5 separate regions of the Homo sapiens genome follow, and all the other regions are linked to region 5. A link is a loop called in an ENCODE intact Hi-C map of the cell type or tissue named here. Cell type or tissue: mammary epithelial cell. All regions are shown on one strand. Links, peaks and the distances in the headings refer to the core of each region. The heading gives the core; the rest is flanking DNA. Region 1 has its middle 61 kb from the start of SLC22A23. Region 2 holds the start of LOC105374890 (a long non-coding RNA gene). Region 3 overlaps SLC22A23 (solute carrier family 22 member 23). Region 4 overlaps LOC100507336 (a long non-coding RNA gene). Region 5 overlaps PXDC1 (PX domain containing 1).

The links. Peaks named below come from ENCODE experiments on the same cell type or tissue, not always from the same donor. Only the 100,000 strongest peaks of a DNase experiment are listed, where the experiment ranks them.
Region 1: a loop joins it to region 5, with 9 times the contacts of the local background. A loop is called at or near these places in 9 of 110 quality-filtered maps.
Region 2: a loop joins it to region 5, with 10 times the contacts of the local background. A loop is called at or near these places in 52 of 110 quality-filtered maps.
Region 3: it touches region 5 in a loop (6-fold over the local background); 52 of 110 quality-filtered maps call a loop at or near these places.
Region 4: a loop joins it to region 5, with 8 times the contacts of the local background. A loop is called at or near these places in 4 of 110 quality-filtered maps.

Annotation. Positions count from the first base shown.
Region 1 is chr6:3,515,255-3,521,074 of GRCh38, forward strand. No RefSeq gene overlaps it. Among named protein-coding and RNA genes, the nearest start is that of SLC22A23, 61 kb to the left of the region's middle. In mammary epithelial cell, for the core only: no CTCF peak of the experiment used is centred there; DNase peaks (open chromatin) are centred at 2,257 and 3,227; H3K27ac peaks cover 1,906 bases.
Region 2 is chr6:3,407,938-3,413,757 of GRCh38, forward strand. SLC22A23 (solute carrier family 22 member 23) reads right to left here. Exons shown (of 10, transcript NM_015482.2): 3 at 2,251-2,405. It overlaps LOC105374890 (a long non-coding RNA gene), which reads left to right and starts at 2,763. Exons shown (of 3, transcript XR_926397.3): 1 at 2,763-2,974. RefSeq lists silencers at 1,830-2,050, 5,098-5,392, enhancers at 2,722-2,866, 5,450-5,820 and a cis regulatory region at 2,787-2,800. In mammary epithelial cell, for the core only: a CTCF peak has its summit at 3,153 (motif pointing right); no DNase peak of the experiment used is centred there.
Region 3 is chr6:3,400,098-3,405,917 of GRCh38, forward strand. The region is part of intron 3 of SLC22A23 (solute carrier family 22 member 23); the gene reads right to left. Among named protein-coding and RNA genes, the nearest start is that of SLC22A23, 54 kb to the right of the region's middle. In mammary epithelial cell, for the core only: a CTCF peak has its summit at 2,684; DNase peaks (open chromatin) are centred at 2,754 and 3,254; H3K27ac peaks cover 1,651 bases.
Region 4 is chr6:3,610,100-3,615,919 of GRCh38, forward strand. The region is part of intron 3 of LOC100507336 (a long non-coding RNA gene); the gene reads right to left. Among named protein-coding and RNA genes, the nearest start is that of PXDC1, 140 kb to the right of the region's middle. In mammary epithelial cell, for the core only: no CTCF peak of the experiment used is centred there; DNase peaks (open chromatin) are centred at 342, 2,352 and 2,742; H3K27ac peaks cover 1,006 bases.
Region 5 is chr6:3,729,712-3,735,531 of GRCh38, forward strand. The region is part of intron 3 of PXDC1 (PX domain containing 1); the gene reads right to left. Among named protein-coding and RNA genes, the nearest start is that of PXDC1, 19 kb to the right of the region's middle. RefSeq lists a silencer at 2,644-2,938. In mammary epithelial cell, for the core only: a CTCF peak has its summit at 3,016 (motif pointing left); a DNase peak (open chromatin) is centred at 2,910.

The DNA of each region.
Region 1 (5,820 bases), core at 224-5,223, 210 kb before region 5:
AGTCTTGCTCTGTCGCCAGGCTGGAGTGCAGTGGCACAATCTCGGCTTAATGCAACCTCCACCTTCCGGGTACAAGCGATTCTCCTGCCTCAGCCTCCCAAGTAGCTGGGACTACAGGCGCACACATCACGCACGCCCAGCTAATTTTTGTATTTTTAGTAGAGATGGGGTTTTACCATGTGGGCCAGGATGGTCTCGATCTCCCGACCTCATGATCCTCCCATTTTGGCCTCCCAAAGCTCTGGGATTACAGGTGTGAGCTACTGTGCCCGGCCCACTTAGTTATTTTAAGATAGGGTCTTGCTCTGTTGTCCGAGCTGGAGTGCAATGGTGCTATCATAGCTCACTGCAACCTCGACCTTCTAGGCTCAAGTGATCCTCCTGCCTCAGCCTCCTGAGTAGCTAGGACTCCAGGTGTGTGAAATCATACCCAGATAATTTTTAAATTTTTAGTAGAGATGGGTCTCACTATATTACCCCAGCTAGTCTGCAACTCCTGACCTCAAGTGGTCCTCCCACCTTGGTTTCCCAAAGTGCTGGGATTACAGGTGTGAGCCACTGTGCCAGACTTTTACTTTTAATATTTGCAATGTTAGCATCTGAAAGCTGACTAAGCTTGTTTTCCTAGTGTGAAATTCAGGATTTATAAATTCAAATAGACTTATGAAACAAATATATGATGTATAGAATTTGTCACTGCTAACTTCTAACTGAATAAATCATTGGCTTCCTTGGTAATTGTCTGTAATTAGCAAGATTATAAATCTAAATAATGTGGAAGTTCCCCCTCACCACACACACACACACACACACGTGTGCACCTGTGCATAGTGTCTAGAATTTGTTACCAAGTTGTAATATTCAGACTGCTGAGAATTATGGCAGGATTAAACAATGCTGAGAAGGCACAGGGAGTCTGCTCTGACCTGTATAGATGTTTGATCAATTAGAGCTCTGTCAGATGGAAGGGCGGATCCCAGAGGAGGGGAGCTCTCTCTCCTGGTCTGTTCAAGGTTTGACAGTGGAGATTGGGACACAGGCTGCATAAATGAGCAGACTGCCACTAAGGTGACTCAGCTTTGAGGTCACAGTCCTGTGATTTCCCAGCTTTAAAGTCAGTGCCTCGGACTCCCTATCATCTTCCCTGCTCCCCATGATCTCCCCCGCTCCCCATCGTCTCCCCCCAGTCTCCATCATCTCCCCCGCTCCCTATCATCTTCCCTGCTCCCTATCATCTCCCCCACTCTCCATCATCTCCTCTGCTCCCCATCATCTCCCCCGCTCCCCATCATCTCCCCCGCTCTCATCTCCCCACTCCCCATCATCTCCCCAACTCTTCATCATCTCCCCACTCCCCATCATCTACCCACTCTCCATCATCTCCCCCCTCCCCATCATCTCCCCGGCTCCCCATCATCTCCTTGGCTCCCCGTCATCTCCCCCACTCCCCATCATCTCCCCCACTCTCCATCATCTTCCCGCTCCCCATCATCTCCCCCACTCCCCATCATCTCCCCTGCTCCCCATCATCTCCCCTGCTCTCATCTCCCCACTCCCCATCATCTCCCCCACTCTTCGTCATCTCCCCACTCCCCATCATCTCCCCACTCTCCATCATCTCCCCCCTCCCCATCATCTCCCCGGCTCCCCGTCATCTCCCTGGCTCCCCGTCATCTCCCCCACTCCCCATCATCTCCCCCACTCTCCATCATCTCCCCCACTCTCCATCATCTCCCCCACTCTCCATCATCTCCCCACTCCCCATCATCTCCCCCACTCTCCATCATCTCCCCCGCTCCCCATCATCTCCCCCGCTCCCCAACATCTCCCCCACTCCCCATCATCAGCCCCACTCTCCATCACCTCCCCTGCTCCCCAACATCTCCCCCCCTCCCCATCATCTCCCCCGCTCTTCATCATCTCCCCACTCCCCATCATCTCCCCACTCTCCATCATCTCCCCCCTCCCCATCATCTCCCCGGCTCCCCGTCATCTCCCCCACTCCCCATCATCAGCCCCACTCTCCATCACCTCCCCCGCTCCCCAACATCTCCCCCACTCCCCATCATCTCCCCCACTCTCCATCATCTCCTTCCGCTCTCTCAACCACCTCTCTGCAGTGGTTCACTGCAGGCCAGCGGAGTGGAATTCATGGATGCTGAGGGAGCAAGTGTGTCTGCAGAGATTTCCTTGAGGTCAAAATACATGCTTTTAGGAGAAGTCACGTTGCTTTTGCAACCCAGTGTTTCACAATGCCACATTGCTCATTACCTTTTCAAAATCTCCCTGTATGAAGCTGTTATTTTTTTTTTCTGTCCTCTGCCACTGAGCTGTCATAGAAAGGCATTATGAGAGCTAATCCCTGTAATCCCCAGGGAATTGTCCGTTATGAAGCTCCGTCCAGGTCTATCTTGCTGTCTTTCCCTGGCTTACCCAGAGCACCTGCCTTGGTGTAATCCTCCATCGCTGCCACATGGAAGTGTTTTTTCCCTTCCTAAACAAGTTCCTCTTCTGGTATGGCTGTCAGTGGACCCTGACACAGCCTTTTGGAGCAAAGCACTTGACGGTGTCCAGAATTCACATGGTAGCACACAGGTTGCACTTCCAGGAGGCAAGGAGGTAGCTCTTGACCAGAACCCTGGAACTCTGCTCTCCCAGGTGACCTTGGGGAGCCATAGCCCATCTCGGGCATCCCTGTCTCCTCTTTAGAGAGAGAAATTGAACACAGTGATCTCTGAGGTCTAAGCAGCTCTAAACCTCTGTCTTGGACAGCTAGGACAGAATTTAAATGAGCATTTATTGTTTTTCACCCACCTAGTTCTTCTAGTTAGGTTACAGAATAAGGCAATTAAGCCAAACCTGGACCCGGGCAGTGCCAGCCTGGGGCTGCAGCTGTCTTTAGTGTGTAGCCTGGCTCTAGACCTGGCCCCCGAGCAGCTGCTTCTTGACACTTCCAAAGGACAGCGCTGTTCTGTGCCCCTCCCAAAGGTGGTCCTGCAGGACCCCAAGCCTATGTGAATTTCTCTCCATAACTCGCAGGGTGGCAGGGCACAGCACAGGACCCACACGCCACCTGGGGAAGAGGAAATAGGAAACTGACCACGGCAAAAATGAACAAGAGCCAAGGATACACCAAGCTGCATTTCCAGCCAGAGGGAACGTTTGGCCTGGGATGGGCTCTGTGGATGAGTCAGCACGGGAGCGGCAAACGCGGCCTGGCAGGCCCTGGGCCTGTTATGGAGAATGTTGAATGCCCTGGGGCGCAAATGAGAGAGAAGGATGGGGAAGAGAGAGAGGCTTGCACACCAGACAGAGGCAGAGAAAGAGGCAAGAGGCATATGGCCCTGATTTTCCCTGCCAAGAGCCTGATAGTAAGAGCTAAGGCCAGTCTTCAGGTGTGCACGTTGTTTTTTCACTAAACCCTGAGTCACTGCTGCTGCCCTCCAATACGCTGGAGGTGATCGGGCATGGGAGGAGCAGGGAGGATGGGGAGGTGCAAAGCTGATGGGCTATGGACCCTTCAGCACACCCGCACACAGCTGTCAGCAGCAGCACTCATTCCTTTCTGAGCCAGGCTGCGTTCATCAGCAACCACTGTGTCCTTTGCAGGGAAAGGAGCTGAGCCCAGGGAGCTGGCAGATGCTCTCCTCAGATTTTCACCAGCAGATCCCGTTGTCTAAGGACAAAATTACTATTTTGCCAGAGTATACGGCTTTAAAGCAGAGGGCTTTAAATACATTCCAGACAGAAAGAAGGAATTCATTTTCCCCTTCAGTACAGGATCAGCTCATCTGAGGACAAGTGTGCCCTCTCCTCCTCAGCTATGTCTGGAATTAATCTCCCAGAGTTAGACTGTTTGGTGCAAAAGAGAAATGAAAAAATGCAGTCCTAGGATGTTTAACTCAACAGGTGCGAGATTCTGAAGGGGTCTGGACATGTCTGCTCTGTGTAATTAGCAAGAAAATAGTCCAGTTTAGCAAGCATTTATTAAACAGAAACTGTGTGCCAGGCCAATTGCTGGAGCTTTCAAACTCACTAAGACTGACATGATCATATGCTTTCTGATGATTTTGGTGGTTTTCAGAAAGAAAGTGAATGTTGTAATTGCTTCGTTGAGCAACTGCTTAAATAGTCACTATAGCCTCTAAAAGAATAAAAATCATTACATTTAAATTTTATTTATTTTGTAAAAGACCAAAAATAAACCGAAGCTGTTGAGCCTTAAGTGAATGTTTCTTTACCACAAAGGATATTATTTCTCTAAGGGTAAGGAAAGAGATTGCAGATAACATGAACAGGTTGGGATTTTATATATGCATGCATGCACATACACATACAATATGCATCTCAATTTTAGAACAAAGCAATTGTCTCTTTCCAAAGAAAGAAGAGGATACTGGCATTCTCATGTGGCTTTCATTTCCCCTCCTCTTCGTCTCAATTTTAGTAAGTTATGTTAGAGTTGGTTGGACTGAATCCCCCAAAAAGGTTTTCTCAAATTCTAGTCCCGAGACCTGTGAATGTGGTCTTATTTGGAAAATAGGGTCTTTGCAGAAGTCCTTGAGTTAAGATGAGGTCAGGCTGGATTGAGGTGAGACCTAAATTAGTGACTGATGTTCTCATAAGAGCAAAGTTTGAACACAGATACACAGAGGAAAGAAAGCCACATGAAGACAAAGGGATGTTGGAGTGATGCAGCTACAAGCCAAGGAATGCCAAGCATTGCCAGCAACTGCTGGAAGCTGGGAGAGAGACCTGGAACAGATTCTTCCTTGGAGCCTCCAGAAGGAACCAACTCAGCCGACACCTTGATCTGCCTTCCAGCCTCCAGAGCTGTGAGACAATAAATTTCTGTTGCTTTAAAACTAGCTAGTCTGCGGTGCTTTGTTATGGCAGCCCTAGGGAACGAAAACAGACATTTTCACATTGACCAGGTTTATGTGACTGATCACATTCCGTTTGAGAGCTATAATTCTTATTGGCGTGTAACATATGTTGTATATTTCAATAGATTCATTGCTCACCACCTGTTTCCTTAGGTCTACAGTCTCCCTTTTCCTCCTCCCCACTCCCTTCCTCGCTCCCTCCTTTCCTCCCTCTGTCCCTTCCTTCCTTCTTCCCTTTCCTTGGCTATATGTTTGCATAATTGCTCAGCCATTCTTTGCATCTAACATATGCTTGGGTAGCTCTCCCCAGACATTCTGTCTGCTCTGAGTTAGAGTAATTTGACATGACTCCTTCGAGGCCAAGCTGTTTTTCTCTATGAGCAGTCTGAAGACTGTTTCCCTTTCTGTTGGCTTAGGGGATTGCAAAGATAAAAGGAAAGAATTCAGTCACTCTGATTTGATATATTTGTTGGTCTATCTGGACTTTCTTTCATGAAAGGAAATTTTGTTAAGTGTCCAGTACTAGGACCAGCTCTGTCTTGCCCAAGGGCAGACCCCATTCCCATGGGGAAACTGGAGGGTTCAGATCTCTTCCCTGATGCAACTACTTAGTCCTCACAGGGGATTCCCCAGCTCCTTGGTCAGAAGAGGAGTGAAAGAAAGCTCTCCTCTGAGCTTGGCCCTCAGGGTTTGGAGGGTCACCAGTAGGGCTTCTGGAGATGGGGAGCAGACTGCTGAAGACCCTGCTGTGCTGGGCTGGGACTCGGGCCCCGCTCCAGAATCTAATGCTTCTTTCCTTGGCTACTGATTTTTGAAATGTACTTTTTGTGGTTACGCTCTTCTACTTTGTTGTTGTTGGGAAATTCCTTATGACTGGAATTTTAGAATGCTTGAGCTGGAAGGTAGCTTAGAATCAATCTGATCCTATGTTATG
Region 2 (5,820 bases), core at 515-5,514, 320 kb before region 5:
GCTTGTGTTATCAGGCCCACACACAAATATTTACATCAGTGGTTGAAAAATTATGGCCCACTGGCCAAATTTGGCCCACCATCTGTTTCTGTAAATAAAGTTTTATTAGAACACAGCCACACCTGCTCATTTACATATTCTTTATGGCTGCTTTCAGGCTACAATGGCAGAGTTGAGTAACTGTGACAGACCATATGGCCTGCAAAGCCTGAAAAATTTCCCACATGGAAAAAGTTTGCCAGTGTCTGGGTTATATGATTCTGTGCCTAAGAGACTGGAGGGAAGCAATCTCCTAGGGTAAGTACTTTCTTTGAATGGTTCTGAAGTAGAAGAGAACCTTCTGCTATAAACAGCTCACTATGTAATCTAATGAAAACACATCTTCAACATAATATTTTGTAGTAAATATAACAACTGGCTTCAGAGGTCAATGGCATGATGTCACAGTGCAAGTCAGTAAAACAATTCTATGAATATGTGAGGTGGAAACAATGCCGTTCAGGTACAATTCACTCCTGGTCTGGCTTCATTCATGGATAGTCTCTCCAGATGGCAAATGCCAGTTACACAGGTAGCCCTTCCCTACCCTCCTTCCTTGACACTGGCAGACATGGCTAATGGATCAAGGTGTTCTCTTCTGCTGAGCCCCAAAGTCTCCTCAGAAGTCTTCTCCCCATTCTCTGGCAGCTTCAGCCAGTCATTAGTAATTGGCATGCAAGATAAAACCAATACACCATCTTTGCGGTAAGGTAATTTTCCATGAACACTCTCTTGCCTGGGGGTGGTGAGGCTGAGGTTATATTCTCTGCAGAGCTCCTGAAGCACAGCTATTCCATTTTGTCCTAGTGCAGAGCTGTCCCCTTTTATGACCATCCACGTGAGAGGACTGGACTGCCCTCCCCCTGTGAGAATGGAAGCCTGACAAGGACGGCTGCCCAGAGCAAGGGTCCCGGCGCACTTGCACACATGTGGGCCAAGGGATTGCCTGAGGGCAGGACCAGGAGGCTTCTCCAGAAAAGTGCTTAGACCTGTTCCTCTGCACAGACTGTCAGGGGTCAGGGCCATAGACAACGGCACAGGCATTTTGCCTGGGGAGGTTCAAGCCCAATACTCGCATTATTTATTCAAAGAAACAAGTTCCCCAAACACCATCACCCAGGCCCACTCATCTTGTCATGCATATCTTCCTAAAGAACTTCCCAAGAGACAAGGGTTCTAAGACAAATGCAAGTAAACTGGAAAAGGTGATTTCTAAGAAACTACAATTCAGTTAAACATTGATGACAAAACGGCCAACTACGGATCTAGAAGAATATACCGGTAGCCTTTTTCTGTGTCTGCTCCTTCCTGTGACAATAAAACTATGTCCTGAATGGATTATATTTCTAGTGGAACAAAAATTTTAGCTATCTAAAAGAAGTCTTTAATATGCAAATTTAAGAGAATTAGAACTATTCTTATGTTGTCACACTGGAAATTGCTACTTAATCTATACCTGACTCCTGTGCGTGTGGTCAAAGAAAGAGAAAAAGACAAAATACATGGTAAATCTTACAGTATTCCCAACAGATCTTTCCACAAAGTGACTAAAAAGTATAAAGCCAGTAAATAAGTAAAATAACCACGCCTAAAACTCTTCTTCTCCTTATGGGTGTGTGGTTGTGTTCTAGCAAACACCACCTACAAATAAGTGAAACCTAACTATATTCAGCAGAGTTAATACAGCCAACAGACAAGATAGATCAATGAAAGAAATGTCTCACCCTCCTAAAAAGACCAAATACTAGCTAATGCTGTCATTTACTTTTCCAGTACCAATGCTTAGGTCTCAGTTCCAGACCACTTAAGGACACAACTGTGGACATGAGAATGTGGAAAGTTTGGATTCTGTGTGGATACCCAATTATGCACCAGATAGAAGCACACAGGATGTCAATGCAGACAATTCTGAAGAAAACCGAAAGCCTCTCCATATCAGGAAAGAACCGATCGCCACTCCTCCAAGCAGTTACGCAACCTCCCGTGTCCTTTGATGTGCACTGAGCCCGAGCTGGAGATCAGGATTGAGTGAAATGTTTCACGGCATCACCTGAAAAGCCTCTTTCACAACACTTGAGGCCTTTAATGTTTGTGTTTCCACAAAACTGCCAGCCCACACGAGCAGCATGCACAGTATCTTTCCCAGAACCTCCCAGGCAACAATACTTTTGCTAAATTCTTTCAAGACTAGTCGTGAAGGCTCCTACTTACGTAAAGCATACAAGGTGAGAATGATTCCAGCCAGGCAAAATCCTTCAAAGAACCTGAGTGTGCTGAACATTGTCACATTCACTGACAGTGCCACAGTCAGTCCAAAGATCAGAATGAAGATGATGGAAAACAGCAGCACAGGCCGCCGGCCGACCCTGCATATGGAGAGGGAAAAAGTTAGGAATCATTGTGAAACAAGACAATGACGCTAGATGCTGAAACCCGGTGTCCAGCAGGCACTCAATATATGTTGAATGAGTACTGGGTAAAAAGTCCTGTGCCATCTATACCCACTTCACTAGATCCTAGGCTACTATGGGTAAAAAGGGAGATTTAGCCCAACCCCCTAATTCTCGAGATAAGGGAGCAGAGATCAACCAATTACAGAGTAAGAGAATTCAGACTTGAGCCCAATTCCTGTTGCTGAGTCTATTTCTGAGTGTATAGTGATATAATTCAAGGCAAGGGGAACAAAATTAATAATTCTCCAAACAGGAACCTTGATACACCCAGCATAAAAAGTCTTGAGAAATCGTTGACCTTTGGGATTGGATCAAAAGTCAACATGGTCACCAAGCAAAGCGGCTTTGTTTCCTCTCCCCAGGTTGTTAACTAAGTCAGATACCTGATCCTACACACAGCCTATCCGAGCCAGGGCCAAGCCATCTGTCAATTTGTTTCAGCTACACGACGAGAAGTAATTTTTAAGGGATCACACACTAAGGTAAGACAGCGTGAACTTTAAATGCCCAGTGACCTGATAGTGAGCTGACAGTGCAGCCCCTCGGCTGGACTGAGAGGCAGGGAGCCCAGGCTGTGATGATTCTCTGGAAACGGCCACAGATACCCTCAATTCGTGGGTTCTGGAGCTGGCCAGTTTCAGATCAGTGACCACTAGGGGGCGATGTGCTTCTAGAGTGCCTGGGAGGACAGTAGAGGGTGGTCCACAAGAATGGGGAAGTCACCAGTTCCTGTGGCCCCATGCTAACTTTCCATCTTTCCTTGATTAACCGATTAGAAATAAAATGGCAACAATAACTCTCCATCAAACACGATTGGCTTGGTCTAAAGGATAACTCAGAGAAATGGGGGCAGAGTGGATGCTATTTGCCAGGAGAAAAAAGGGGGAAAAATCCAGACCTCCTGTCCCCAGTACCACAAAGGGTAGCTGAGGGGCTCGAACTGTCCTAGACGTGTTAATTACAAGACATCTACATGCAAGTAAAATGCCCAGAAAAGACAAATATACAGAAACAGAAAGTAGATTTGTGGTTGTCCAGGACTGGGGGGTGATGTTTCCATCATCCTTTGAGGGGATGGGAATGTTTTAAATTCAGAGTGTGGTGATGGCTGTACAACTCTGCAAATATACTAAAACTCATTCCATTGTGCACTTAAAATGGGTGGGTTTTATGGGATGCAAATTATATGTCAATAAAACTTCAAAAAAAAAAATTAAGGCATGGCCTTACCCTATAGAGATAGATGGAATTTTAAGAAAATACAGGGAAAGGAACAACAGGATGAAATTACACTCAGAACTTTTAGTTCTAACCATTCCCATCAGTCACTTTGGTTTAGTGAAACAAGGCCAAGGCTAGGAGCTCAATGTAAGTCAATAATCTCACCTGGAGATTTTAGCCATTACTTTCCCTTGTCCAGTGCTGGGATCAGGAAGCCCTTACCAGCAAAGACTGTGTAGCTGATTTTGTCCAAATCTAACTCATTGACAAAAATAAATTTAAAATACAGCTTTAGTCATTCTCCTAAAATGAAGAAAAATGAACTAACTCTAACATTTTGCATTACCCTTGACTTTCCTGGTCTGTGAAATGGGGATAAGCATCCCACATTGTGGAGTGTTGAGATCCTTCACTAGGGGGGATGATGGGCACAGATGCAACGCCTGGCGCAGAGGAAATAATGCAATGTTGTAGTGCTCATTCCTTCCTGCGTTTCCACGTCCCTGATGCCTACCAAACATGGTTTGCTCTGTTCTGATATTTTAGAAAAGATGTTCGATTTTTTTAAGCGTGCTGCCTCCCGAAAAATGGTGGCTAAAATCAACAAGTAAAACTTATCAAGGTCTACAGGGCAAACACTGTCTTTGAAGTCAGAGTGTGTTGGTTCTGAATCCAGGATCACCACTTCTGAACTATGTGACCTTGAGTAAGACCAGGCTTGTTCAAACGAGCCTGGAGTTCCCTTTGGTAAGGGCCAATTAATGTCTGCTTCATAATGTTATCGACAGGAGTGGATATGAACAAATGCTTCAGCAAGCGTTCAATACATGTTAGTTACAAGCATGGATGGTTCTCCTAGAAACTGGCTCCCAGGGCAGAACCCTCTCAGAGAGGACTGATAAAGCCACAGTCCTTGTCCGTAATGCAGAGGACTTTATCACTTAGGATCTGTGGTGGGCAGAACAATGGTCCTCAAATCTGTCCATGTCCTAATCCTCAGAACCTGTGAGTATTTTACCTTTCATGGCAAAAGGAATTCTGAAGATGAGATTAAGCTTAAGGACCCTGAGATGAGGTGACTTTCCAGGTAGGTCCAATCTAATGACAAGGAAAACCTCCCCTGGCTCCAGGGAACCAGAGAGGTAGTGGTGTGAGAAGGACTTGACTTGACATTGCTGGCTCTGAAGACGGAGGATGGGGCCATGAGCCATGGAATGCAGGTGGCCTTTAGAAGCTAGAAAAAGCAGGGGAGCAGATTATCTCCTGGGTCTTGCAAAAAGGCATGCAGCCCTGCTGACACCCCGACTTTAGACCAGTGAGACCTTTGTTGGACTTGTGAACTGCAGAGCTGGAAGATCATTCATGTGGGCTTTGGAAGCCACCAAGCAGGTAGCAATTTGTAACAGCAGCCATAGAGAACCGACACAGGGTCTCAACAGGAAACAGAGGTCCCACTCAAATGAAGTGACTGGAGGAGATGGTAATAAAGGGATTATTTACAGAAGAGTAAACAAGCTGAGAGGGAACCCACAACAGACGGTGTTTGACCTTGCGGCTCTCGACAGCAGGGAGTAGGGGAAGGATGGTCCTGGCCCCAGAGAGAAAGAGGTGCTGTGTGGAGGTCATGGACAGGAGGTGGCTGGCCCCTCCAACCTGGCAGAGAGCAAGCTGGGCATACAAGTGCCTGACCTCACTCTCTTCTCCCCTGAGGATCTACAGCTGGTGCTCCCCACTGGCCACACTCGGCCAGGAGCTGGCGGGCAAGGGGTCCTCTGTGGAAGCCCATACTGGCCAGCTTCCCAGGGCAGGCTGGGGAAGGGGGCAGAGGGCTGCTGCAGTAACAAACACAGCGAAGAAGTGAGCGCATCCCTGGGGCCACTGGCCATCGGCCCTCCCACCCACCTGAGCTAGCAGATTCTATACCAATACCCAGTGAACATCCCCAGACAAAACTTGGTGTCAAAAATGTAACTTTTTGAAGAAAGAAGTGTACTACTTAAATGTTACTAAATGCTGACTGCAGCCTTAGGAAGCATATTGTATGACTTGATCCACTTCCCCTGCAGCCATGAAACAGGGCCCATAGCCGAGAGGTCTGGAGTTCCCT
Region 3 (5,820 bases), core at 323-5,322, 330 kb before region 5:
GAACTCCTGACCTCAAGTGATCCACCCGCCTCGGCCTCCCAAAGTGCTGGGATTACAGGCATGAGCCACCGCGCCCCGCCCATGATTGCATTTTAAAATGAATTTTAAAAGCTCTGAATGGATGCTATAAGAGAGGTAATTTATTAAGCTGACCACTGGAAAAACAATTATGAAGCAGATTCTTGCCCCCACCCACCAGTTATTCTGCTATTCTAAGCTACCAGACAGCCACAGTCCAAAGTTCCCAAGCTTGCTGCGAGCCCAGAGATTCCCTCACATGAGTGGGCCTCGTGGAAGAGGAAAGGGCCGATTATTTCAGGGCAGTAATGGTGCTTGCAGTAGGATGGTATCTCAGGGCAGCTCTGGTGCTTGCAGTAGGATGGTGGCCATCACGTCACAAACATGCAAATGTCCACCAACACTTCCCTGGAACTTCATGGTTTTACAGATGACAATCACGTTCATCTGGTCAGCCACCTGCCCAATCTTTCCTAGGTGAGGAAACTGACTTTGAGTAGTCAGCTACCTTGTTAAAGGTCACAACTGGCAAGTGGGGGGCTTGGCTTCCAATCCAAGCCTGGATTCCACCCAAGCATCTTCTCAACTGTTTCCGTGTGATCACACGCACGTGTGTGCACTTGGGTGTGTGTTGATGAGAAAGAGGGTGGGGATATGGCAAGTCTTCACACACTGCCTTTCAGTATGGACACTGGAACATCAGAACAAAACTGCATCTCTAACTCAACTCAATTGTACTAAATGTAACTGAATATCCAGTTATTGAGTCACGGGAATATCATGTTTCAGGTGACTTTAAGCAAAAATAGGCATTACCGACTTGCCTTCCAATTCCATTTTTTTCTGCTCAATAATAATGAACATCTAACACTCTAAAAAACATTGTCTTGCACAACAATGGAAATATATCACTAAATTGTGCACACTTAAAAATGGCTGCAATGGGACAGGCATGGTGGCTCATGCCTGTAATCCCAGCACTTCGGGAGGCCGAGGTGGGTGGATCACTTGAGGTAAGGAGTTTGAGACCAGCCTGGCCAACATGGCAAAACCCCGTCTCTACTAAAAATACAAAAATTAGCCGGGCGTGGTGGCGCCTGTAGTCCCAGTCACTTGGGAGGCTGAGGCGGGAGAATCGCTTGAACCTGGGAGATGGAGGTTGTAGTGAGCCGAGATTGTGCCGCTGCACTCTAGCCTGGGCAACAGAGTGAGATTCCATCTCAAAACAAAAACAAAAACAAAAAACAAAACACAAAACAAAAAAGGCTGAAATGGTAAACTGTATGTAATGTATATTTTGCCACAGTAAAAAAAAAATATAACTTTCTTTCTAAAATACTTGGCATAGGACAAGACAGTGCTTCTCTGAGGCATACATAAATTAAAACCTATGCTCGAAATAATTCACATTACATTAATCACTACATGGAATTAAAGTTGCTTTGCCACACTTACCTCTGACCTACTGGGCAATCTTTGCTATGCCCAAAGGACATTTTTCAATGTCCTGCATCACTTGACTCTGCTGTCAGCCCCTTCCTTGGCTCCCTGGTAACCAGCCTGGTCTGACTCTCCACTGACCACACAGTCGGTTCCTCCCTGTCTCTCTCCACTGGTTCTTCTACCTCCACCCATTTGTTGCTCAGCTACAGAGCCCCTGGGTGAGCTCAGCTCTGGTAACCTTTAGTTGCTACCTTCATCCTGAGGACACGGGGGCCTTGCTCCTGAACTTCTGAATAACAAATCTCCTGGCAAATCAATCCTCTCAGATGCCCTAAGTCTCCATCAGCTTACCAGGTCTGAAACAGAGGTCATCATCTTCCCCTGTCAGACTCATGGGAGGAAGGGAGTGGTCGGTAGCTTCAGACTCTACAGGATTTGGAATCAGAGTAGAATGCTTGGGCTGAATCCCTTTTATCACCATTCAGAGAAAAATCCCCTCTCCAGGTATCCAGGCAAGTCCCCTGGCCCTCCTTCACCCTTCTCCCCATTCCTCAGTCATTGAGGCTGTGATTCTGCATCCTCAGTGTCTCTCCTGCCCCATGGCCATGGCCCTCATTCGGGCTCTTCTTCCTCGCCTCACTACCACAGCAGCCTCCCAGCTCCTAGCTTGGCCTTCTTTTCCTCTTTGGCCTGCTCACACTGCAGCCTGAGACATTTCTCCAAAACATGCATCTAAGGCTTATCTTTCTCAATTGAGATCCTTCAGTGGCCTGCCACTACCTTAAGGTCATGGAGGATAGGTCTGTGTGTGTTGTTCCATCCTCCTTCCTTGGCTTTGTTATTCATAATTTAGATTCCGACCCCAATCACCAACACTACCCAGAGTGCACTAGGCTCTAGCTAAGCCCTAATCACCCACACTACCCAGAGTGCACTAGGCCCCAGCCAACCCCAATCATCCACACTACACAGAGTGCACTAGGCTGCAGCCCACTCCAATCATCCACACTACCCAGAGTGCACTAGGCTCCAGCCAACCCCAATCACCTATACTACCCAGAGTACACTAGGCTCTTCTAGGATCTAAGCACCCACTGCAAATAGCAAACACCTATTCTCCCTGACCCCACAGAACTCACAGCTCAGGAGTCTCCTCTGGTGCTCACTGTCCCAGCAGGGTGTGTCTCTGCCTCTTCACTCACTAAACTCTGAGTGCGCTAGAGGGCAGGAGCACGTACTTGCCTCTATGTCCTCAACACTCAACAATGGCAAGGGTTTAGTATGTAATCAAGGAACCAACTGTCCATCCCCTGGCACCCGACAGGTCCTCACATGTTCATGGAGCAAATGAGCAAAGGAGAAAATTGTGCTTCCGGGCAGGTCATGAAAAACTAAAACTTAAACTCTTTGTAGCAGAGCCTATCTGGCAGGATGCGCTGATTTGAGAAACAGTTGTTGACAACAAACTTTCATGGCTCTGCACCATTTGAGTTATATTTCTCTCTGTGCTCTCAGCCAAGAGTCTGTCTTTTCAATAACAGCAAGTCTTGGCAAACCAGTAATGATTTTGCTTCCCACTAGATACATTTGGATGTTTTCAAGAAGCCTAATGTTTTGCTTTTTTTTTTTTTACTTGTTTTCAAGGTGACTGATTTATTTCCTCTTTTAATTTGCTTTTAAGAACATAAAACAAAACAAAGTCAGCCCAGTATTGCTCTCTTACACTCCTGAACAATTTTTTCTGGTCGACTCAGCTTTTAGCTTCAGGTCCCATCCTGTCTGTCCAGGTGTGGAAAAAAAAAAAACTCCCAGGGAGTGTAATAGGATTCCAGCCAGCAAACATGTGGTAAGAGAGGCGAATGGAGCAAGCAGGAAAGGATTTCCAGCAGGGGCCAGCAAGGGCAAGGTTGTTGACATGAGGGCAGGGTCTGGAACCCTGGGGAAAGGGAAGCTGTTAACCATTAATCTTACCCTATCACAGCATCTCTTCCCAGCTCACTTTATAGATCGGCACTGGCGCAGCAGCCACACAGCGAGGAAGGATGGAAGTCCAACAACACTAGGTACTAGTGTGGACTTGAGACTGGCACATCTAGGGGGGTAAGAGGAAGCACCCCTGGTTTCACTGCCCCCACTCCCACCCCAAGAAATCTTCAACACTGAAGGAGGCTAATGGCTAAGAATTCAAAAGCCATAGAATTCTAAAACTGGAAGTTACGTTGAAGCTCAATAGTTTTCCATTTGTTTTGTTTTCCATTCATTTTCTCCACGAGTTATCCCAGGAAGCGATCGCACAGCTACACAAAACTTGGTTTAAATCTCATCCCTTACTTTATAGAGAGGGAGACACAAGCTCAGAGAGATCTCACAATCTGTCACGGTCACCGTCAGTCAACTGTGGAGTCTGCAATCCAGCTCAGATCTCCTGATTTTCAGATCTTTTCAGTTCCCCTTTTAGAGTAGTGAACAGCTTTGTTTCAAATGAAGCACAGACACACTACTGAAATTCCAGTCTGGAAAAAACCTAGTCCGTAAGGTTTTGACGCACAGTTTAAGAACAGCCTCCCCTGTGTGGAAAAGCATCCAAATACTCTAATTTTAAAATGCCCAGATATCTCCGAGTATTTGCTACTATTTTCCTCTGATTTGGACATAGATCTACCTTCACCAAATTCAAAACACCAAAAGATATATGCACTGGAAAGCCTATCTGTACATTTAGGCAATAGCTACATGTTTTCTTGCACAGACTTCTGGACAGAAGACTGGGCAGATGGGTCTCAGTGATGCCACTGGCCGCTTATTCTTTCTCTGTCCTCACATTTCCATTTTTAATATGCAGGTGAGATGATATATCCTTACATGCCCTAGAGACATTTGCATTTTTTCCAGAGAAATGTCTATAGAAAGAAAAGTCCAGGTTTTGGCGAACATATAGGTAGAGATAGAGAGAAAGGCCTGAGTAAATTTTTATTTGAAGGACTGGCACAATTTTGAGAAAAATCAGTCTTCAGTGGCATGTTGTGGCTCCCTGCTGGATGGCTCACCCCTCCAGGCTCTGACCCATGACCAGTGGCCCTGCCTAACTGGCCACCACAGCATTCTCGCCTTCCCAGGGGTTGGAACTGCCTCACCAGATGCTTCTATTCTTACTTACCCTGCAGTGAGCCCAGAAGCTCTGACTGCTCAGAGGTGGGATAAGGGAAGACAGTGGGGTACAGAGCAAATGCCCTGTTACTTTTTGCTTAGAAATTTACTCCTTTGCTTTTCGCAGTTTGCCCGCAGGGTTAGTAATGTGTTTCCAGTGAAGAAAATGACCAATGGAGAGACCTCAATCTGCTCCGATTTCCCTGTTGTGCCCATCTGAACCTCAGTAAAATCAAAATTCCTTTGAAGCTTAAAAAAAAAAAAAGATTTGTCGGCCAGGTGCGGTGGCTCATGCCTGTAATCCTGGCACTTTGGGAGGCCGAGGCGGGCGGATCACGAGGTCAGGAGATCGAGACCAGCCTGGCCAACATAGTGAAACCCTGTCTCTACTAAAAATACAAAAAAATTAGTTGGATGTGGTGGTGGGTGCCTGTAATCCTAGCTACTTGGGAGGGTGAGGCAGGAGAATCACTTGAACCTGGGGGGCGGAGGTTGTAGCGAGCTGAGATGGCACCACTGCACACCAGCCCAGGCGACAGTGCGAGACTGTCTCAAAAAATTTAAAAAAAAAAAAAGTTTGTCAAAGGCCTTCGGTAAACTCTGACTCATTTCCTTGGTGGAAATAGCCTTGTGAGTGGAGTTGGTCCCACCAGGAGAAGGGCTTTTTGCCCTGAGAACTTGCTGCTACTGGGAAGGCCCACGTATCTGAAGATGGGGAAACCGGGTGGAGACAAAGAGACGACCGAGCACGTATTCATGCGAAACTTTCCCTTCACCCAAATGCAGAGCAAATGTTTGCTCCCCAGAAGCCCACAAGGTAGCTGAAGCCATTTCTAGTTGACATCGGCAATCTCCATTCTCTTCATTCCACACTTTGACAACTCACTCTGTGGAGCCATTTGGCTCAGTCAAATTTTTTTTTTTTTTTTTTACATATATAGCATAGTGCTGATGCTTAAAGATCCTGTTGACTGAAATAAGTTGCAAGGAATATTAGTTCAGGGAAATATCAAAGTGTAAAAATATATGGGATAGTGAGAAAGAAAAAGCCATCCAACACCAGCACATTAGAAATTACTCAATCACTTCTGTCATGTGAAAAAGGGATCAGCACCCCACCCAGAGCAAACTCAAACTCTGAGTCTATTACCAGTTAAGTCAAGACTTGGCTTCTATTTTTGCAAAGTAATCAGTAACTGAGTCAGCTGTGAA
Region 4 (5,820 bases), core at 249-5,248, 120 kb before region 5:
ATAGCTGTGTTCTTGCTTCTTTCTAATGAGTAGCTCTTCCTTTAGAGCACAAATGCAGTCAGGGAAACAGCAAACCTGCGCTCCCTGCTCCCATCAGATGCATTTCCTTCTGGCTTCCCCCAGTGCAATGACGAGGGAAGACATTCTCCTCCTCCCATGGTGTTCTGGCAGATTAAGCTGAATAGCTCCATGTGGGTATTAAGTACAGGTTCTAACATCATTTAATTCCACTTCCTTTTGACTGAAACAAGTTCCCAGCTCATACTCGCCCTTATCCCTTGAGGCAGCAAAGCAAGTCATAAATAATCACGGTAATAATGCCATGTAAACACTTTCACTGGGAAGATGGAGGCGCTGGTTTTGAATCTCCAGGATACAGAAGATTATATACAAGTGATGATTCATATTTGCCTCAGCCCCAACAGGAGAAACTCCTTCGCCTGCTCCCCCTACCATGGAGGCCTTGCAGAGTGGGAGAGCTGGTTTTCCAAACACTGTCTTAAAGAGAGAGCATCCATTTGTTTCCTGAAGTTAAAACAGTTCTCTTTGGGAACAGTTTGATTCAGTCTTGATTCTCCCTCTTCATCATGAGATGCCTTAAAAAATTCTTCCTACTATTAGACAATTTTTTTTTTTTTGGAGATGGAGTCTCACTCTGTCGCCCAGGCTGGAGTGCAGTGGCGCGATCTTGGCTCACTGCAAGCTCTGCCTCCCGGGTTCACGCCATTCTCCTGCCTCTATTAGACAATTTATTCTGTGAGGACAGGGATCATGTCGGTCTGTTCAGCATTAAATCCCCAATACCAGCCATGCAGCAGGTGATCAGGAAAGAAGAAATCTTGAATGTTGTTAAGTTCTGATAAAACAAACCAAAACAAGGAGCAGAGACTGACCTAGTGATTGAGTGAAAGAGGTTAAGGCTCAAACTCACAGGACTGAGAACAGAACCTTCCCCACCTCTCTGAGTCCAAGCTGCCTCTCCCAGAGCTTCAGAGCCCTCCTTGCACAAGCCCGTCCCGCAGCTGACATTCGAGACACTTGTTTTTTTCATGTCTAGAATATGATAAGACAGGCATCAGAGGCAATTAGAATCAAGACGAGGAGAGTGTTCTAGGCAATAAGGACAGCCCATAAGACACTAAATAATGATTCTTTGCACTTCCATGGCACCTTTCGTCTGAGGATTTCAACGTGGATTTTAATTTTAATCACATTTCCACGATGAGGCTTCTTATTAGAGATGGAGAACTAGACCTTTGCACCTGGTGCTATACAGACACTTCACACTCAACATATTCCCAACAAAAGTCATGATCTTTTCCCCACACCTCTTCCCTTCTCTGTGTTCTCCTTCTTGGCAAAGGGCACCCTCATCCACCAGGTCCTCAGGGCTGATACCTAGACGCCATTCTAGCCTTCCAGCTCTCTCTCCCCTCCCTTACTGAGGAAAATTGTCCACTATGTCCCACCTCCCAAATGCTTCCCAGGTTCCTCTTGAGTCCAGCCCCCAACCCTGGTCCTTGGATATTTTCCTAAAGGGCAAATCCCATAATGCTGATTCCTGTCTTAAAATCCTTCAAAAGTTCTCTATTGTGAATAAATTCAAACCCTTTATTGCACCATGCAAGTCTTTTCATGACTGGTCTCTGCCTATCTCATTTTTTTATACTTTTTTTTTTTAAGACTGAGTCTCATTTGGTTGCACAGGCTGGAGTGCAGTGGCACAATCTCGGCTCACTGCAACCTCTGCCTCCCGGGTTCAAGCGATTCTCCTGCCTCAGCCTCCTGAGTAGCGGGGACTACAGGCATGCACCACCACGCCCAGCTGATTTTTTTGTATTTTTTGTAGAAATAGGGTTTCGCCATGTTGGCCAGGCTGGTCTCGAACTCCTGACCTCATGATCTGCCCGTCTCAGCCTCCCAAAGCGCTGGGATTACAGGCGTGAGCCACTGCACCCGGCCTCTCATTTTCATCTGCTGCCACCTCATCCCTCAGCTGTTCTCCCACAGCACCCACGTGCGTGTGTGCGCACACATTTACACACTTGCACATACACACCTATGCCACAAGGTGCAGGCCTGCAGTTCCCTAAACTCCCCATACTGTTTCAAGCCTCCATGCCTTTCTACCTATTATTATTCCCCACTTATTTTCCCCATGGAAAACTGCTGCCCATCTTGTAGGACACAGCTCAAGTGAAATTTCCTCTACAAAGCCTCCTATCTCACTAGGAAAAATGGGTCATTTTCTTTTGCACCACCCACATAATGTGAGCTTGTTTCATTTCTACTGCTCACCATGCTGTGTGGCAATGGTTGAGTTACAGCCACAGCCTCATTAGACGGACGCATTCTTTGAGAGCAAGTCATATTCATCTTTATATCCCCAGCACCTAGTGCAATTCTTGGCATACAGCAGGGGCTCCATCGGTGTCTAATGAACTTTTCAACAAATCAGTGAGTCCCTTCCAAAGCTGAGCCAAAGGGAGATTAAACACCTCCCTCCAAGGACAGAGACAAATGGATGGATTGCAGCCAAGAGTAATAAATTATAGCCTGAGTTTAGCCTATCCAGCCACTTATTGAAAGATGAAAATCTGTTCTTTATGTAACTTCAAACCAACACCTGCAGGAGTGATAGCTGAAAGAACTTGTACCAAACCGGATAACAATGTTTCAAAATGCTGGTGGAGGAGGGGAAAGTGTCAGGACAACCTTGTGAATCACTGGGTCTCACAGTATCTTTTGACAAAGGAAGATGCCAAAATATTTACAAACCCGTAAGTTATGCTCTAGTCTCGCAACCAGCAACTTGTAAAAATAGATGACTCATCCACAGGGAAGCTTAATGGCATGGACTGAATTCATCACCTGCTGGGCCAGAGCGATGAGCAGTAATGGCAGATTTTATGAAGAGGCAGTTTGGAGGGCGAGTGGCCTGCTGGTAAGTAACAGAGGCAGAAAATCGGGGAATAAGGATGTTGTTCATTGTATTTGTTGACAGGCAAACAGGGCAGAATAAGAAGCTTCTTTGACTCTCGAATTTTAGCACTAGAAGAAATAGTGAGGATTATATATTTCAGAAGTTCTCACCCAGGATATCAGAACACATTCAGAGTCCTGATCCCAGTTATGAGAAAGGGCCACCTTCGACTACAAATTAGAAATTGCATTTTCTACCAGAACATTAAACGACAAAGGCTGTCTACACTGGGATGTATCAGTGGAAGTGTCTCCAATGTCAACATGGGTCATAGCAGAAGAAACATGGAAAACCACTACATCTTTAGTCCAATTACTTCGTTGTAAGAAGGAACAAGTTAAGGGCCAAATTTAAAGTGACTTATCCAGGAAATAATAGATGCTGGCGAGGCTGTGGAGAAGCAGGAATGCATTTACACTGTTGGTGGGAGTGTAAATTAGTTCAACCAATGTGGAAGACAGTGTGGCGATTCCTTAAGGATCTAGAACCAGAAATACCATTTGACCCAGCAATCCCATTACTGGGTATATACCCAAAGGATGATAAATCTTTCCACTCTAAAGACACATGCACACGTATGTTTATTGCAGTAATACTTACAATAGCAAAGACTTGGAACCAACCCAAATGCCCATCAGTGATAGACTGGATAAAGAAAATGCAGCACATATACACCATGGAATACTATGCAGCTATAAAAAAGAATGAGTTCATGTCCAGGGACATGGATGAAGCTGGAAGCCATCATTCTCAGCAAACTAACACAAGAACAGAAAACCAAACACCACATGTTCTCACTCATAAGTGGGAGTTGAACAATGAGAACACATGGACACAGGGAGGGGAACATCACATACCAGGGCCTGTCAGGGGTTGAGGGGCAAGGGGAGGGAGGGCATTAGGACAAATACCTAATGCATGTGGGGCTTAAAACCTAGATGATGGGTTGACGGGTGCAGCAAACCACCATGGCACATGTATACCTATGTAAGAAACCTGCACGTTCTGCACATGAATCCCGGAACTTAAAGTAAAATTAAAAAATAAAAAATAAAAAAATAACGTGACTTATCTATTGTCACACTCCTCGCAGACCAGGGCTAAGACCAGGACCTCATCTCCTGACTTGTAGCCTCAGGACTCTTTTTGCTTCTCTGGCTGATTTCTGCATTGCTTTTGCCAGCGTTCCACGGCTGTGATATGGACCACCTTGCATTTTAACAACGTTCCAAAACTTTTGCAGGTGGGACGGTAGGAGTTGGAATCTCCAAGTTTCCTTTAGAGCCTAGCTACTTTCTGTGCTACTTTTATAACATTAATTATTAGTTTTTGTGTAATTATTATCATTAGGATAAAAAACTTTAACCTACAGGTATAATATTAATACATCTAAAATAGTGGTTCTCAACTGGGGGTAATTTTCCCACCCCATCTCCCCAGGAACAATTTGTCAATGTGCAGAGACATTTTTGAGGTGTCACAACTCAGGGGGAGAAGTGCTGCTGGCATCTGGTAGTGACCAGGGATCTTGCTGACCATTCTACAGGGCACAGGACAGCCTCACAGCAGAGAAGGATCCAGCCCCAAATGTTAATAGTGCTAATACTGAAAAATCCACTTCTAAAACAAGTGTCAGCTGAGCGTGATAGTGCACACCTGTAAGCCCAGCACTTCGGGAGGCCAGGGCAGGAGGATTGGTTGAGCCTAGGAGTTCAAGATTAGCCTGGGCAGCAAAGGGAGACTCTGTCTCTATAAAAAATTTTTAAAATATCAAAATTTTTAATACTACAAGCACATGCCTGTAGTCCAGGGAGGAATGCTTGAGTTCAGGAGGTGAGGCTACAGTGAGCCGTGATCACACCACTGCACTTTAGCCTGGGCAACAGAGAAAGATTTCGAAGAAAGGGAAGGGGAGGGGAGGGGAGGAGAGGAAGGAAAGGAAGGAAAGAAGGAAGGAAGGAAGGAAAGGAGGGGAGGGGAGGGAAGGGGAGGGGAAGAAAGGAAAGAAAGGAAGAAAGGAAGAAAGAAAGGAAAGAAAGAAACCAAGAAAAAAGAGAGGAAGGAAAGAAAGAAAAAGAAAAAAGAAAAGAAAAGAAAGAAAGAAAAAGACAAGTGCCCTGTACTAAAACAGGACTCTCCTGGGTGGTTCCATTGGCTTAGGAAAGAGCTCCTTCTCTAAATAGACCCAACCTTTCCAGACATATTGTCCAGAGAAAAGTATTTCAGAGAAAGTTTCCTTCGGCATCAATTCTCCCAAGCCGTAAGCTCATTTGGAGGGATGGAGGTAGGTGTGAGGCCAATGGCAGTGCCTGTCTTCAGCAACAAGTCCCCAAATCACAGAAGAACCCAGACCAGCAGGAGAAATTTGAGGAGAGCAGAAGATGAGACTGTGCGTAATTGAAGAAGAAAAACCTCAGAGCCTCCAGAAGGCCCAACTCCTCGCAGGGCCATGGCTTAGAAGGGAAAGGTGAGGATGTGAAAGGGCTGAGACTGCGGTATTTCTTGGTGCAGGCTTTGGTCTGGTGAAAACCATTATTTGACCACATCTTCTCACAGTTGTCCCCGAGGCTGGACAGATGGGGGACTCTGAGAGTCATCCCCAGGATCTACGGTTGTGTTAATGTGGAAGCTGCTGATATATCGTAGGTGGCACTGTACACATTTACTGCCACCTAAAGGGATCCCGTATCATTTTCCCTTTGCCTCTCAGCATTTTTACCCTCAGGATTTGCAATCCCAAAATCAAGGACTGTGGAATTCATTCCCTTGACAGAGCCTATGACAGAGCCCTGCTGGCACACATATTATATGTGTGATAACGATGGTGATGAGGAGGA
Region 5 (5,820 bases), core at 472-5,471:
TATTGTTTTTATTAACTCTGACCCAAATCTGTCTTTCTTGGGAAGCACATAAAACCTCAGAGCAACCTCCATACAGCCAGCTGACAGCCCCATCCCCCTTTCTCCCACCCCTTTTGCAAAGGGAACTTGGTTGGGTGGTGGCCTACAAGTTAAAACAAATGTCACTGCTGCAAATCACTTCTGAATAAAATTCTGAAGAGTTACTTTACATGCCTAATCTTTCTTAAATGTGAAATTTGGAGCTCTATAAAACGGAGTCATTACCAGTCCCCCAAAAAATAGATTTGTAAGCAATCCTTCCTTAATTGCCTGTGACAAGGAGCCTCATGCACATACATGTGGTTTAATTATTTGCAAGGCTGGCTGGGCCCTGAAGGACACTAAGGTATGTCTGGTGCCTCCTGCATGGACCTTGCTGTCTCAGGCCCGGCCCAGAGAGGGACTTCGCTTAGACTCTCACATTTCACTAAAGATGGTCCCTGAGAAGCTCCGGTTCCCTCCTGGATCCCACCTCTGCTGTCAGCCCCAGAACCTCGAAAAACCTAGGGGCAAGCCAGCAGGCTACACAGCTGGCAGGTGTGCAGCAACCTCTGGAACATTTATTCCCAACACGGGTTCAGAAAGGGATGGTTTATTGAAAAGCAAATTGTCTTAAAACCTAGGGAAGTGTGCACAGCTTTTATACGCCTGTGCCAGGTGAAAATGGAGCACAGATTCTCTAACAGTTTACATTTTTATTTACTTGGTCACTTTAACAAACAAGTCCTAAGAAAAGCTGTAGAAATTAGAACACGTCCACAGTTTAAAAAAAAAAAAAGAAGAAAAAACATTTAGCTGTAGCAAGCCTCTAATTGTAGGGACCACTGGTTTAAGGAGATCTTCTTGCTAAGCCTGTAGCCTGTGCCCCGTTTCAACCACGGACAGCAGATATTTACATGGGAGTTGACCTCCCAGGTCAGTTTTCACAAGACGATGGTATAGACCATGAACTTGTACCTTCAGGCAAAAGGCTGCATTGAGATTCATTGCTACGGGACCAGGGAGCCTGACTTGTAACAAAATCCACTGATAACTTGCCATGTGCCTTCGGCCAGAGCACTAGCAAGCATGGCGTGTCTCAGTGTGGAATGCTGGCTCCTCAGGAGGCACGAGCAGGTAGGAAAGCATGCAGACTGCAGCTGGGGAAGGCTCTGCTACTTATGCCTGGAGAGCAGGTTACTTCTTGCTCAGTTTCTTCATCTGTACAATGGAAATAAAGGTATCCATTCCAAAGGCCATTGTGCAGACTAACTTGAGATGATGTATGTAAAGAATCTAGCAAATACTGAGGGCTCAATAAAGAGTCCTGAGTGATCTATCATGATCATTCAGTGCCCTTTTATTAATTGCCTAACTGGGCTACCCCTATTTAGTAAAAATAAGGTTGACATTATACAGAAGCCAGATTAATGAAAAACAGTGTTCTATTTCCAGGCCCCCTAAACCTAAATAATCAGATTTTGTGGCTGAAATTGATGAGTCCAAACAGCCGTATCAAGGCTGAGGTCCGCATTTCCTCACAGCTATTATGATCATTGTTAGTAATGTCCTCAGATCTGTTATGATGTAAATAAAAAAGAACGGAAGAAAATGCTGTCATTCAAGAAAAATTATAGCATCTGAGCCTCTCTTCAAACATACAGTGTGAATGTCTTAGAAGTCAGCTTAGTATCTATAGCAAGAATCTTTGACCAATGTAGCCATTTTAATCACATACATGACTGATTCCATGAAATAGTTGACTTTCAAGCTATTTTTTTACACTCATATTTTTCCAAATGAAAGCAGCCCTGCTCTTCCATGGAAACTGACATTGGCACAATTCTGTTAACTAAATGAAAGACCTCCTTCACTTGAATTTCAACAGTCTTTCCACCAACGTTCCTCTTTTCCGTGGGGGCCCCAATCCAGGATCTCTTGCTGCAATGAGTTGCTCTGTCTTGGTCTTCTGCGACCTCTGACAGTTCCTCCATCGTTCCTTGTCCCTCATGACCGTAGCACTCTTAGAGAGGACTGAGCTATTTTAGCAAATGTCCCTCGATTTGGGTTTGTTGGCAGTTTCAGAGTGATTCGATTGAGGTGATGCATTTTTGGCAGGAACCCTACACAGTGACGCTGCATGAGACCTGGAGTGGCATATGGGGGTGGGGCTGAGGCTGACAGGTCCTGCTGCTGCTGAGGCTGCTGTGGAGTGCCTGGTGAGGAGGCTTCTGCCAGCTGTTTCCACAGCGAAGTTACCACCTTTCCCTTTGTAGTTAATTGAAGGAGGATGCCTTGCAGCTATGCAAATCCTGTTTCTCCTCAGTTTCACTCACAAATCTTTGCATCTATCAATCAATGGATCTTTTTTGCAACAATTACCAATGTGTCTGTTTGCCTGATGGCAATTTTTCTGTTTTTTAGATGCAGCTATGTTTTCATAGCCCCACAAACGTCACAACCCCTCACTTCAATAACTCTATTCCTTTTCTCAGCAGACACGCGGTCTCAGCCGTGAAAGCATTCATACTCTAGCCTTCCTCCCTTTCACCTCCTCTCTCCCACTGTATTTCCCATGTACTCCAGCAACGGAACAAAACCCAAAGCAGTGCCCTTGTATTAACTGGCTAGCTGGGCTACCCCTACATAGTGAAACTAAGGTTGAGATTGGCCAGAAGCCAGATTAATGAAAAATAAAATTGTGATTCATTTCCAGGCCTCTTAAACCTGAATGGTCAGATTTTGTGGCTGAGATTGATGAGTCCAAGTTGCCAGATCGAAGCTGAGGTTTGCATTTCCTTTTACATTGCACAGCTGCAGCCATGAGGCAGAACGCTCTAAATTCTTGCTTTCTTACATTTGATAAGCATTGGGACAAAGAATGATTAAGGCTGTACTGGTTGGAAGCACTGCCAAGGGATGCAGTCCATCCTGACTGTCCTCACCGTGGCCCCAGGATGTGGAAACAGTCGCCGCGCCTGCTAGCGCCGGGCGCCATCTAGTGGAGCTCCTGACAACTAAACGATCCTAGAAAAGCCAAGGTACTCAGCACCTGCAGGTCCCCATCCCCAGCCTACATCATGAGAGCAGAGACAGTCAGTGCCTGTTCCCCATGGCACCACCTCCCTACACGTATGTCAGTGGCATAAGAAATGGAGGAGGAGGGTGGATGTGGGCTCTCGGCCGGGAATGAATGGAATTAACCAGGACAGCAGTGGACAGGCAGGTTTGCACGAAGGACCCTGCAGGGCCACAGTCCATGCAACGGCTGGCCAGTCCCCTGCAGGAGGCTGAGGCTCTGGAGTGGAGGTGACAACATCAAAAGGCTAGCGTGGGCTAGGCTCTGAATGCCCAGAATGACCAAGAACTTGGGCTTGATGGTGAGAGTGAGCTTTTAAGACAGTTAATAAGCCTCAGAGGTCAGAGCTTTGGGATGACTGGCTCAGTCCTCGGGTTCATATCCTGGAGAAAGGGGGACGCATGAGAGAAAGCCGTGTGGACAGTCTCAGGTGATGCCAGGACTCTCTGGACCCCGCGCCTCAGCCTGGGGAGCCACAGATCCAGAAACATGCCAAATATGGGACCAAGACTGAGAACATGGTGTGCCTATGTGTGAGCCATTTTCTCAAAGGGATGTTGGGGCTATTTATTGTCAATAGTAATTTCATTAAAAAACACTCCTGAAGGGAGGTATCTGCCATGGTGTGCGTGGGTGTACCGCCTCGCCACCGGCAGGCACAACTGCTCTAGATTAAGAAGCTCCCTTAGACACAGTGAGGGGCGAGCTAGACCGGGAACAGAGATCGGAAGGTCTGGGGGGTTCAGAGAAAGAAAACCAGACTCGGTGACCGGCAGAGAAGAGGAAGAGGAGGAAACACTCAGAGCACTTGAGACCCTCGGCTCTGCAAGGCTGCAAGAGGCCATACCGCCTGCCGCCTCCTGCAGCAACACCTCCGGGCCCCCAGACTTTGCACTGAGACTGTTAGCCACTGGCTGGTGCAGACTCCATGGTTACGCAGCCCCAGATGTTAGAACGTGTTCTGTGCTGAGCCAAAGTCGCCCACAGTTACTTCTACCCACAGGCCTAGTGCCAGCCCCCACCTGACCCCTTCCCATGGCAGCCCGCCAACATCTGAAGGTGGCATCCCCTTCCTCCTAGCTGCTCTTCCACATTTCCTCCCATTCTTCTGACCCCTGCCCACCAGACACTCTTCTCTGGATGTAATAATTCATCTTGCTGCATCCCGGGGACAGTCTTGACTTGCATAAGGAGGCCAGGACCCCTGCCTTCCTAGACCTGGACACTGCACCCCCATCACACACGGAAGGCCACAGACAGCCGTGGCTGAAACCTGTCCTCAGCCCTTGCAAAAAGGCAAAGAAAACATACTTTCAATGGCAACATGAGACTCTACGTTTCTCCCTGTTAAATTTCGTCTCACTATGCTCGCCCCTTAGGGTCCACGTGGGCCATGTGTTCATACACATCGCTGATAGAGACGGGAGGCCAGGGCAGGCTGAAGCATGTGCCGGGCACTGTGCCTCAGGAGCTTCTCCATCAGAGGTGGCTCCAGGCCTCTAATCTATCCCTCTCACTCGGGGGCCAGCACCTCCCATAAGGCAAGGCACTAAGAGGACTCTGCTGCTCCTTGATCTCTGGGTTGCCCAAACAGAGCAAAACAAACCAAAACAGAGACACTGGTGCTAGGACTCTCCCCACTCAGACTAAAGAACCAGGCTTCCCCATGCTCTGCACTACAAAATGCAAAACCCAGAGCAATAGACAATTAGGACTCCAGAGCCCTCTGTGAGCCCTCTGAGATGAGGATCCATAGACACCCAGCCAGGAAAAAGGACCCAGTCATCCTCACTCTCCCATAAAGGTTCTGGAGACCCAGTGCCAGCTAAAAAGGGGCTCCTGTACTCACTGCTCTTGTCTAAAGGCACATAGGAAGGTATCTTAGGGAGATATCAAAAGCAGCATACCACCCAAAGTGATCTACAAATTCATCGCAATCCCCATCAAAATACAAATGACATTCTTCACAGGAATAGAAAAAAAAATCAATCCTAGGCCGGGCGCAGTGGCTAATACCTATAATCCCAGCACTTTGGGAGGCTAAGGCAGATGGATTGCTTGAGCTCAGGAGTTTCAGACCAGCTTGGGAAACATGGCAAAACCTCATCTCTACAAAAAATACAAAAACTAGCCTGGCATGATGGGATACGCCTGTAGTCCCAGCTACTTGGGAGGCTGAGGCAGGAGGATCACTTGAGCTGTAACTGCACCACCGCACTCCAGCCTGGGCAACAGAGGGAGACCCTGTCTCAAAACAAAACAAAACCAACAAACAAAACAACAACAACAAAAATGAGCAAAACAATCCTAAAATGTATATGGAACCAAAAAAGATGCCAAATAGCCAAAGCAATCTTGAGCAAAGCCAGAGGCATCACACTACACAATTTCAAAATATACGACAGAGCTACAGTAAACAAAACAGCATGGTACTGGCATAAAAAGACACATAGACCAATGGAACAGAATAGAGAACACAGAAATAAATCGATATACTTACAGCCAACTGATTTTTGACAAAGGTGCCAAGAACACACAACGGAAACCACCAAAGTGTCTAGCTACCAATGAATGAGTAAAGGAAATGTGGTACATATGCACAACGGAATACTATTCAGCCATTAAAAAGAATGAAATGCTGTCATTTGTGGCAACATGAATGAGCCTGCAGGCATTACGTTAAGTGAAATAAGCTAGGCACAGAAAGACAAATGTCACAAGAT